2 separate regions of the Homo sapiens genome follow, and region 2 is linked to region 1. Evidence: read pairs that join two places in POLR2A ChIA-PET (ENCODE). Cell type or tissue: HepG2. All regions are shown on one strand. Each heading gives the region's core, and the rest is flanking DNA. Links, peaks and the distances in the headings are about the cores only.

Region 1 (6,277 bases), core at 888-5,887:
AGCAGAACATAAAAGTTTGAATAACTTGAGCCCCACCATGTAGTAGAAAAGAAAAACTCATTTTCTGAGGAAGAATTCAAGCCAGCTGCAGAAATTTGCAAGATAAAGAAGAGCCAAATGTTAATAGACAAGACAATGGGGAAAATGCCTCCAGGATATTTCAAAGACCTTCAAGGTAGCCCCTTTTATCACAGACCTGGAGGTTTAGGAGAGAAAAATAATTTCATGGGCCAAGCCCAGGGCCCTACTGCTCTGTGAAGCCTTGGGACACGGCACCCTGCATACCAGCCACTTCAGCCCCAGCCATGGCTAAAAGGGCCTCAGACACATCTTGAGCTATTGTTTTAGAGGATGCTAGCCCCAGTGTGTTGTGACTTCCATGTAGTGTTAAGCCTGCAGGTTCTCAGAGTCCAAAAGTTGAGGTTTGGGAGCCTCTGCCTAGATTTCAGAGAACGTTTAAAAATGCATGAATATCCAGGAAGAAGGCTGCTGTGAAGATGGAACCCTTATGAAGCACCTCTGCTAGGGCAATGTGGAAGGGAAATATGGGGTTTGAGTTCCCACACAGAGTTCCCACTGGGGCACTGCCTAGTGGAGCTATGAGAAGAGGGCCACCATCCTCCAGAACCCAGAATGGTATATCCACTGAAGGCTTGTACTGTGTGCCTGGAAAAGCGGCAGACACTCAGTGCCAGCCAGTGAAAGCAGCCATGGGGCCTTTACCCTGTATAGCCACAGGGGTAGAGCTGCCCAGGACCCTGGGAGCCCACCTCTTGCATTAGTGTGGCCTTGATATGAGACATGGAGTCAAAAGAGATTATTTTGGAGCTTTGAAATTTATTGACTGCCTTTCCGGGTTTTGGACTTCTATGGGGCCTGTAGCCCCTTTGTTTGGGCCAGTTTCTCCCTTTTGGAACAGAAGCATTTATTCAGTACCCATACCCGTATTGTGTCTAGGAAGTAACTGACTTAGTTTTGATTTTATGGCTTATAGTTGAAAGGGACTTGCCTTGTCTCAGATGAGACTTTAGAATTGGACTTTTGATCTAATGTTGTAATAAGTTAAGACTTTCAGGGACTGTTAGGAAGGCATAATTGTCTTTTGAAATGTGAGAAGAATGTGAGATTTGGAAGGGGCTGGGGCGGAGTGATATGGTTTGGCTCTGTGTCCCTACCCAAATCACATGTGAAATTGTAGTTCCCACTGTTGGAAGAGGGGCCTGGTGGGAGGTGACTGAATCATGGAGGCTGACTTCTCTCTTGCTGTTCTCATCATATGGTTCTCATGAGATCTAGTTGTTTGAAAGTGTGTAGCACCTCCCTCTTCTCTATTTCTCTCCCTCCCTCTCTCTCTCTCTCTCTCCCCTGCCAGCAATGTGAATATGTGCTTGCTTCCCCTTTGCCTTCCTCCATGATTGTAAGTTTCCTGAGGCCTCCACAGCCATGCTTTCTGTACAGCCTGTGGAACTGTAAGTCAATTAAGCCTCTTTTCTTTGTAAATTACCCAGTCTCAGGTAGTTCTTTATAGCAGTGTGAGAATGCACTAATGCACAAGAATACAGTCACAGCAAAGTTTCCCTACTCTCATATTTCCTCAGTACTAATCAAATATGCCCATGCTCTGCTCTTGGCCCTCTATGGGAAGGTGGGGTTTTCAATGCCTTACATCATCTGGGGACCCAAGGCTGGAACTGCTCCCTCAGTGAATCACTGGGGGTGGAATTGAGATAGATAGGGGGTCCATATGCTTAGGACAGTGGATGTAATTGGGCTGTACCAATGAGGAGTCTGTGTAAGGGAGGGAAGTTCTGTGTCTACAGAAAACAGGGGAAAGTTATGTTACTACAGGTAGAAATTATGAGCCCCTGGGGACATCCAATATCAATCTTCTTTTACCTAATTTGGTACATAACTGTCAAGTATGTTTTCCTTTATACTGGAGAATAATGTTAAAAATGAAATCTCCTGCCAATCTAAAAAACTCCTCCATAAAAATGTAGAAAAGAAAGAAAATAATTTTCTTATTCAAAAGGCATTAAACCACACTGCAATGTGCACCACAGGTAAGGTCTAATGAGATTAAAAGGCAGAAATGAATCTGACCTCTTTAAAAAGCCAAGGAGTACAGCCTTTACACACATCTTCTCATGATAAATGATAACTGGTCCTCACATAAGAAGGCCTAACAACACTGTTTTTTGATAACATTCTTTCATGGCTTCATCCCAAATTCACCTGGTAATTGGGTTAGCCATCTGTGCTAGTCAATCACCTGTATCACTAGGAAAAATGACATTTCTCCATGACAAGCAGGCAGTTGTAGCTTGGAGCAAGGGACCCAGGGAGATAGGAATTTTCCTTTTTTAATGTTTACATTTCCAAAGAGCTGGCTCTCTTACCCTTAACAAAACACTCACATGTTGCAATTCTGGTAAGAGGCTTAGTTGGCTTTTAAAAATATTTACATGAATATCAAAGGGACTGAGGTAGGATTTACAAATACAATTTTTTCTCAAGGAAATAATCTAAGAAATGGGCAGAGAAGAAAAGTCTCTATCCTTGTTGGCAATAGAAAAAACTCAGTTTTAACAATTGACCCTTAGAGAAGTCTAGAAACTTGAACATCAAGCAAACATGATTTCTAAACAGAAGTCTTTAAGAAACATAATTACAGTTACATGATCTCCTTTATGAAGTGGATATTGACCTGATATTTTAATGATCAAATATAAGTGCTTATTTTGACTTATGCCAGAATTTGCTATGAAATTAATCATATTTTTAAACCTCTAATACTTAGCTTGCTGCTCAGTACTAGAAGCCAGAGGTAAGTGTCATATTAGTCAGCCTTCATTCTCACCTGACTGTAGATACTAACTATGAAAGCTAGAAAAAATTTCTGCTATTGCTAAAGTCGAACATAAACAAGGTTGAACACTGGTTAAAATGGTGACGATGGATTTTATTAGTAATCCAGTGTTGTAATAGGGAAGAGGTCCAGTATGGACTGAACTGAACTTTGATTCATACAAGGTGACTCACCATTTTAAGGGAGAACGGGTGAGAGGGAAAGGCTGAGCAGGGACTGAGTGGAATCAGCAAAGTGGAAAATTTCAAAAAACAGAAAGGGGCTGGTTGGCCAATGTGATTATTCCCTCTGGGTTTGCAAACAAGAGCTAATGGAAGTTGGGCTCCTGCCCTGACATGAGGATTCAAAGAATAGTGGCCTGTTTTCAGATCTTTAAACTATTTTATGATCTTTCCGTTGAAACTTTTTGTCAGTGTTAAGGGAAATGAGAGAAAGTACCCTATTTTCAGACATCTATGTTGATACATAACCAAGAGGTTAAAGGAAATAAACTAATGGTGCACCACTTGGAAAAAGTTTGTCCTGACTCCCAGGGAGAGAAAGAAAAGGAGCTAGAGAGTCAGCAGTTGTTAAATGTGCTTAACCCACTTGAAACTGGTGCCACATTACTTAGTCAAGAGGTGGAGGAACCACCATCCCTGGAGTATAAAGAGGCTGCAAACATAGTCTCTCCCTCCTGAACTAGGCAAGGCACTGATTTTGGCTGGAGATCTACCAAGCTGGGGCAGGGCAATTTCCCCTCTGACAATATCCCATGGGAATTAATCAGCAAGGGACTTCAGCTCGATATTATTGGGCATACAGGCCTTTTCCTACATCTGATGTACTGAATTGGAAAACTTCCAATCCTTTCTACAGGGAAGATCCTCAGAAGATGACTGAATTGTTTACCACTATTTTTGCCAGCCATCACCCTACTTAGGCTAATTTGCAAGCCCTCCTAAATATTATGCTTACTGCAGACAAGAGAAAGCAAGCATTAGGCAATGGAAAGGAGGAAGCATGGTGTCTTCATGAAAAAAGCCCAGATGATACCCCAGACCCTGATAAGATTCTACATGCTGACCCAAACTGGGTCCCAAGTGAGGAGGATGGGGCCTGGACAAATCATCTGGAGTATTCTAAAGGGTGATAGGTCAGGGGTGCCGAGACCTAAAAGTCTGAAAAAAGTGCAGGAGCTTCAGCAGAAGCCTAACAAGGATTCCCTCAGAGTTCATGGATGTATCTGTCAAACATATAGAAAGCATACAGACTTAGACCTGCAGGATCCTGAAAATGTCAGAATGATAAACATGACTTTTATAGAGCAAAATGCCCCAGACATCACAAAGAAGTTACAAAAGCTGGAGGGGAGCTATTGGAATGAACACTTCTCAATTAATTGACATTGTGTTCAAGGCCTTATAATAGCAGAGAAGCCAAGGAAACCAAGGCACTACTGAAGGCAGAGATACTCATAGCTGCCATGGGAGGAAACCTGAAGAGAAAGGAACCCCCAAGGTGGAAAGGGAAAGTAGAAAAAGATCAATGGGCTTACTGTAGGGTGACAGTGCTTTGGAAGAAAGACTGCCCCAAGCTGAGTCAGGGGGAGCCCAAGTCACTTATGGCTGTTAAGTTTGGAAAAAATCCAAGGAGGACCGAGGGTGCCCAAAGTTCCCAAAAGCTCCAACCCTGTCCAGCATTAGGATTTCACCACAGGACATTCGGGTAAAACTGACAGTAGGGAAACAAAAATTGGACTTCTTAATTGATACGGGTGATACTGACATCCCAAAGTGTGGACTTTCTGACACCTATGTCAATATGGTTGGGGTGAATGGAGAGCTAAAACTGGTTGGGGGGGGGGGGTTGTGACCCTTATCCTGCAAGGTGGGCAATGAGGTATTGATAATAGCTAATCAATTATTTTATGTGTGGGACTGCCCAACCTCTGTGCTTGGTAGAGATCTCTTGTGTAAGTTAGAGGCATTAATTGTCTTTGAACCAGAGAAACGTCCAATGTGCCTCCAGGTACCCCCAGAATCCAGATTGCAGCTACAGGCCCTCCTGATGAAATCAAAAACTCCACAGCTTGAAGTAGAGATGATTCCACCGGAAGTCCTCAATAAGGTAAAGCCGGAAGTATGGGCTTCCGACCAACTGGGGAGGACAATTAATGTGAATCCCATAAAAGTCAGGCTAAAGGAAGGTATCTGACCTGATTAAAATAAACAGTACCCCTAAAGAAAGAGACTCTAGAAGGCATACAGCCAGTACTGGTTCGATTCTTTTGACATGGCTTAATAAGACTTTGTCAGACCTTGTATAATACACCCATCCTGCCAGTAAAGAAGCCTCACTCACACAAGTACAGGTTTATGAAAGATCTAAGGGTGACCAATGATATCGTGGAAGACATCCACCCCACTGCGACCAATCCATACACTATGTTTACTTCCTTGCCCAGAGACCATGAATGGTCTACAGTGTTAGATTTACAGGATACTTTCTTTTCTATACCAGTGGACCCAGAAAGTCAATTATTATTCACTTTTGAGTGGACAGACCCTGAAACAGCTTGCACGATTTCAATACTGTTGGACAGTGCTTCCTCAAGGGTTTAAAAATTCCCCAACTGTATTTGGGGAAGCAGTGGCTCGGAACATAAGAGACTTACAGTTGGAAAATGGGACACTACTACAATATGTGGATGATCTGCTAATCTTAAGCCCCTCAAGGCAAGAGTGTCAAGATAACACTGTACAGACTCTAAACTATTTGGCAGCCTGTGGGTACAAAGTCTTGAGCAAAAAGGCACAGATATGCAAACAAACTGTAGAATACTTAAGATTTCTATTACAGAGAGGAACCAGAGCCCTGGCAGAGGAGAGGCCAAATGCAATTGCCTCTGCCGCAATGCCCAGAACCAGAAAGTAGTGGAGGGCCTTCCTGGGAATGCAGGGTTCTGTAGAATTTGGATTCCCAATTAGGCACTGGCAGTAAAGCCACTATATGAACTGTTAAAAGGGGCCAACCACGACCACTTTGTATGGGAAGTAAAACATCAGACTGCATTTGAACAACTAAAGCATAAGTTAACATCTGCCCCAGCTTTGGGACTGCCAAATTATCATAAACCCTTCCAACTTTATGTGCATGACAGACTGGGTCTAGCACTTGGGGTCCTAATGCAAAAATTTGCAACCAGTGGCTTATTTTTCAAAACAGCTTGATTCAGTGACAAAGGGCTGGCCCCGTTGTCTCAGCGCAGTAGCTGCCACCTGCCTGTTGCTCAAGGAAGCTAAGAGGATGACTTTAGGTCAGCCCATCACGATTTATGTGCCCCATGAAGTCCTGGAGTTATTAGAGCAGAAGGATGGCTACTGGCTAATGGTGGGCAGATTAGGCAAGTATCAGGCTATCCTCCTT
Region 2 (6,277 bases), core at 391-5,390, 63 kb before region 1:
AAAGCAATTGATTTTTGTATATTAACCTCATATACTGCAACCTTTCTATAATCACTTATGAGTTCCAGGAGATTTTATTGATTCTTTCAGCTGGAATTGAGTATTTCTTTTCCCTCAGGTTAGATTCAAGTAAAACCTCAGGCATAGGCTCTAGTAAAATATCTTCTGCTGAGGTCAGGCCCTTTTAGGAAAACATGGCTGCTTTGGGCTCCTCCAGCCGGAAGCATGAGGGAAATTTTCTCTGGTATTCACTGAGAAAACTTGGTAGGCTCTAGAGGTAAAATTCACAAAAGCGTGGAGGCCTCCATAAGAATGGATGTCCCTGGAGCTTTTCTCTCTCAGACTTGTTCACATTGAGCTCCCAGCAATTCATTAATAACAGTGTAGGTTTTCCTACTCAGCACTGGCCCCAGCTGTGGTTTTTGCTTCCTGGCTTCTGCAAGGCACTGATCATGTCTCTATCAGCCTATCCCTCCAAGTTTTGGAGGCAGCATTTTGCCCTGTGACCTCAATTATCTGTTGAGTCTAATTGTTAGTTTTCCATCTGTTGAATTGCTTACATTATTTGAGGACGTGAGTAATGACTTTCCAGCTTGTGATCCACCAGCCCAGAAACCAAAAGTTTAGTAAATGAACTTTTCGCTGCATATTTTTCTTACTCTTTGTTCCCTGACTCCAGTGATTTGATAAGAGGAATCGACAGAGATCCAAAGAAAAGCAAGAGACCTCATTAAGGTTCACTTGAAGCATGTTCTCCCACGCAGCCTGCAGGCAAGGTCCTGCACTGGGTTACAGGGGCTGGGTTAGTCATCAGGCACACACCAATTTTCTATGGAACTGTTGCATGTGTGTTTGCTTAGTCATGGACACTAAATGGGAAGGAAGGGTAGTTCATTAGACTCAGGGCTTAAAACCTACCTGGACCCTGTAACCCCTCACCTGAGCTAATTTCTCACTATGATCAGTTTGCTGCACATAATTAACCAGTTGTACTTCTACTCAAGCTTCCTAGGCCATGTAAAGTCCCTCCCAGCCAATCAGCCTTCACTTGGCCAAATTCCTTTCACCCTTTAGAGTTCAAGGTAATGTCCAAGTTCCCCTTTGGGTCTCCATCAACTATTGAACTCAAAACCTTTTTTTTTATTTCTCTAAATTGATTATGTCCAAAGTGGAGGTAAATCTCCTAAGGGTCACAAAAGAAAACTTTTTAGAACTCCTATTTGTATTTTTTATCCAAAAAGATGAAATAAATGAAGATTTACTAATACTCAATTGTAAATTGATAATCATCCTTACTCAGTCAGCATGTAAGATGTTTACACAGAGATATGACCACCTGGGTGAAGTGTGAGTCTTCCCCAGCACGGACAGATTGGCAGTTCTTCCTACAGTCATGTGACTTCCTTCACAATCCTCCAGGATACTGCAGTTTATATGTTGCCCATTCAAGTGGCTTTATCTTATTGAGTAGACTTTAAAAACATCTTTATATTTTTTATTGTGGTTAAACATCCATAACATAAATTTTACCTTTTTTTTAAATCAAGGGGTTCAGTTTGATATTGATTTTTAGTTTTTTCTTTGAAAATACTCTCAGACTTACAGAATTGTTACAAGTAGTTCGAATAACTTTTGTTTAAATGACAGAATTATTACAGAGTAAGTTGCTAACAGGTTGTCCCATCATCTCTCAATATTTTAATGTATATTTCCTACAAACAAGGAGAGTCTCCTAATAGCATAATCACAGCCACCACAATCAGGAGGTCAACACAACTGATTTTGATGATCTCATGCTTAAACTTTATCATTTCAATGATTTTTAAGTGCCTAGTTTAGTGACATTCAGTGCATTCACATTGTTAGGCAACCTCACGTAATCCAAATTTCTCCCAAACTTATGAAAAGTGACTGTTTTTAAAAGACTAGTCTGAATCCAAACAGTCCCTTTTATAAGTTTGGGAGAGATTTTGTATTTTGGAGAGGCTCAATGGTTATTTCATGGCACAGCCCTTAAAGGAGTTGTCAGACATAAAAATGAATCATTCATTTTCTTTTACATACAAATTGATTTGAAATTGTTTTCCAAATTTGCTGAACTTTTCTGTTATAAGAAGTGGTTGTCTGCCGGGCGCAGTGGCTCATGTCTGTAATCTCAGCACTTTGGTAGGCCGAAGCGGGTGGATCACCTGAGGTCAGGTGATCGAGACCAGCCTGGCCAACATGTTGAAACCCTGTCTCTACTAAAAATACAAAAAATTAGCTGGGCGTGGTGGCGGGTACCTGTATTCCCAGCCATGTGGGAGGCAGAGGTACATGCTTGAACCTGGGAGGCGGAGGTTGCAGTGAGCCGAGATCGTGCCACTGTACTCCAGCCTTGGCAACAGGAGTAAAACTCTGTCAAAAAAGAAAAAGTGGCTGTCAGTCATTCACTAGCTCTAACTTCTAGAACAAACTACTATAACACCTAATAGATTATACTCTTAGTATTTAAAAAAAAACCTTAGATTTTTTTGATAAAGTGACATGGCCTCATGCACTGTTTTCAACAACTCAGAATGTGTTCTCTTCCCTTGAAGCATCTGATGTTCAAAGGTAAAATACATGTGAGAAGCATGTCATAAGTAGCCTTGTCAAATCGAGAATAGAGGAAGCCAAAGAGCAGAGGAAGCAGTTGGTGCGGCAGATGTTTGGGGCTCATCTGGTTGCAGACAGGCTTGTGCTTGAGCCCTGGCTTGTTGAGGATCATTTCCAGTTGCCTGCGGTTGAAGTTGGACACCCTGATGGACTTGGCCAATCCTGCATCCTTACACTTCTCCAGGGCCTGGAGAGGAAGGTGTTGTGAGGAGTAATCTGTATAGCAGGCTAGAGGCAAATAATAAACGTACACACGCTAGGAGTAGGCGAAGGGTGGGAGAGTGTATAAGACAGTGGGAGAGACACAGCCTTGCAAAGTGCAGATGTCAATCAATAAGGCATGAATGGACTGAGTAAGAGAAAAACGAAAAGTAAACAGGTAAAATAAATGGGCACAAAAATGAAATAAAAAAAGAATGTGAGGCCGGGCACGGTGGCTCATGCCTATAATCCCAGCACTTTGAGAGGCAGAGGCAGGTGGATCACGAGGTCAGGAGTTCGAGACCAGCCTTGCCAACGCAGTGACACCCCCTCCTTACTAAAAATACAAAAATTAGCTGGGTGTGGTGGCGGGCACCTGTAATCCCAGCTACTCAGGAGGCTGAGGCAGGAGAATCTCTTGAACCCGGAAGGTGGAGGTTGCAGTGACCCAAGATTGTCGCACTGCACTCCAGCCTGGGCGACAGAGCTAGACTCTGTCTCAAAAAAAAAAAAAAAAAGAAAAAAAGAATGTGAGTGGCCAGGACAGAGTTAAAGAAACCAGCATGGTCTTTAGTGAATACCTAGAAAAGTTTGATGGAGCAATGGCAAAACAAGTACCAACAAGGAAGTGTAGCAGGTGTGGCCTGAGAGGCAGGCCTTCCACCTACAAAACCACCAGCTTCTACTTTCTGACCTAATTCCCTGCACTGTCCACTCACTCACAGTGTCCAGTCTCACATGTCCTCTTGCTGTTCTTGGACATGCTAGTGTCTCTCCCCTCTTAAAAACGTTGCTGTGACCTGGCATGGTGGCTTACACCTGTAATCCTAGCACTTTGGGAGGCTGAGGCGGGTGGATCACCTGAGGTCAGGGGTTCTAGACCAGCCTGGCCAACATGGTGAAACCCTATCTCTACCAAAAATACAAAAATTAGCTGGGCGTGGTGACACGTGCCTATAACCCCAGCTACTCAGGAGCCTGAGGGCAGGAGAATTGCATGAACCCAGGAGGCAGACCTTGTAGTGAGCCAAGATCACACCATTGTACTCCAGCCCGGGTGACAGAGTGAGACTCCATCTAAAACAATAAAAACAAAAGAAAAACTTTGCCTTGTCTTTCTGCGTGCATCACTCTCCCCAGATACCCACACAATCAGTTCCTGCGTCTACTACAAGTCTTTGCTCAAATGTCACTCTTTTTTTTTTTGAGATGAAGTCTCACTCTGTCACCAGGCTGGAGTGCAGCGGCACGATCTCTGCTCACTGCAACCTTCGCCTCCTGGGTTCAAGCAATTCTCGTGCCTCAGCTTCCCGATTACAGGCGTGCGCCACCACACCCAGCTAATTTTTGTATTTTTAGTAGAGATGGGGTTTCACCATGTTGGCCAGGATGGTCTCGATCTCCTGATATCGTGATTCACCCGCCTCTGCTTTCAAAAAGGCCTACCCTGCCACTCTGTTTTTCATTGCCAGTCTGTGCCCCAAACCAACTCCAGCGCTCAGCTTTATTTCTCACCTCCACCCACCACAGCACCTATCCATGCCTGGGCCAGCACCCTGGTTCTCTTCACTGATGTTGCCTGGGTAAGAAGAGTAGAACTTGATACGCTGTAGGCACTCAATGCATACTTGCTGGATGATTAAGTGAATGAAATGTGAAAACAGAGGCAGAGAGACATTCGGGACTCTCCCCAGTCTGAACACTGGGCAGAATTAGACCAGGTCCAGTTTCCTGAATTCCTTGTACATTTTTCCTCTCCCCCACAAGGTGCAGAGATGTTGTGCTCACTGGAGCTGCACTCACCTCCCATGTGCTGCAGAGACCCACTGTGTCAAACATGATCTTTCCCTGTGCATCCGTCAGCAAAAGCTCCTCCCAGGCTGGAACATGGAAAGAAAGAGAGTTTGCACAAAGCTCTGTCTGGCCTCAGCCAAGCTTGGGGCCCATAAACCTTGAGACTGATAGAACCATCTGTCCTTATTCTTGAACAGAATTGTAAAATTAGGCTAACGGCAAAGGAAGTACATGCAGGAAATATGCGTCCTAGAAATGCTTTCGAGCGTTACAGATTCAATAAATCTTGTCTGTGTCAAGGCTAAGCTGAGGCACCTAGGATCCCATCCTAGGCAGACTCTAGGGTGGTATGATGCCCAGCAGGTCCCCTGGTCCTGGATCCTTGCAAAGAGCTCTCTCCCTTGCCAGTGACTTATCAGCATTCAAAGCTGAGTGTCGTCCTCACCGAACTTCCTGTTCGTCAACTGAACTCCACTGTCAGCGACATGGGTTTGAGACTCCAGGGTATAAGAACTTGAAAATGTCGGCAGTACATCCACAACACTGAGGCAAAGCTGTGGATACCAGTGAACTCCTGTCACTCTGGGGCTAGAGTTGTGAACTGACTTTGGAATAGTTTCAGAAAAATAAAAATAAAAAGCACAAGAGAGAATCTTAAAGTATTATTTATCTTCTCATCCTCACAAACTGATTCCTCTCTTGCGTTCAGTTACTAATATTTATGTTGATCACTAAAGTAAAACAACTTGAGCTAACCTGCAAAGGTACTGGGAAATGAAAAAGGTAAAGATCCATGTAGCTCAGCTGAAGTTTCTTCAGTGACATTTCAAGGCCTCTTTGGACCAATTCTGGGCGGGAAAAGGTGCCCCACACCTGCAATGGTTGAAAGAGAAGTTGTGTGAGATTATTTCTTCAAAAGTCTTCGAGAGAGCTTAGTGAAATGGCAAATAAACATCAGCAGCCAAACCCTCTTAGAGAAGTGACAAGTTACTTCCAGTGAATGCATAAGTTCTTAATCATCATAGCAGATTTTCATATGGAATGAAGATGATAAATGTAGGAAAAAAATACGAGTTTCAGCAGAGATTCTCAAACTTTAGAATGTAAAAGAATAATCTGATTTGCTTGTGCAAAACGTATTCCTGGGTTCTACTCCAAACGTAATAAATCACAACATCTGGAGAGTGGACTGGGAAATTGCCTGCCAGACAAGAGCCCGAAGTGATGGTGATTCAGTAGGCTCTGGCTTGACTGTATTAAATGGTTAGGTTTCCCAAAGAATGGCCATAGGGGAAATCTTTTTGGGGTGCTTCTGTTACCTCATTCTAAGCAGCAGTAATCTAGGGGAAGAAATCATCAAAATGACTAAAACTAAGGAAACCAATGTTTCGTACGATGTTTTGTACAAAGGGTCACACATTTAGTACGAAAAGAGAGTTAAAAGATGAGACTGAGAAGGCTACTGCACAGCTAAAGGCAGTCAAATGTCACATGCTGGGCTGGAAGGAGGAAACTTTTTTATCAACTTGCATGGGATTCACTTGCATGGGCCTAAGTGCTGTCTCTGTGGACTACTTCCCGTCACGTTTAAATGTTTTCTGTTTTGTTTTGTTTTTTGTTTTTTCTAGCAGTAGTCAGTTCAGTG

Evidence for each region. Peaks named below come from ENCODE experiments on the same cell type or tissue, not always from the same donor. Only the 100,000 strongest peaks of a DNase experiment are listed, where the experiment ranks them.
Region 2: POLR2A ChIA-PET joins it to region 1 with 6 read pairs; 3 of 35 experiments call an interaction of 5 or more read pairs at or near these places.

What each region holds. Positions count from the first base shown.
Region 1 is chr10:4,944,884-4,951,160 of GRCh38, forward strand. No RefSeq gene overlaps it. Among named protein-coding and RNA genes, the nearest start is that of AKR1C1, 15 kb to the right of the region's middle. RefSeq lists an enhancer at 2,894-3,188. In HepG2, for the core only: no CTCF peak of the experiment used is centred there; DNase peaks (open chromatin) are centred at 2,378 and 3,038; H3K4me3 peaks cover 358 bases.
Region 2 is chr10:4,882,697-4,888,973 of GRCh38, forward strand. It overlaps the pseudogene AKR1C6P. Among named protein-coding and RNA genes, the nearest start is that of AKR1E2, 60 kb to the left of the region's middle. In HepG2, for the core only: no CTCF peak of the experiment used is centred there; no DNase peak of the experiment used is centred there.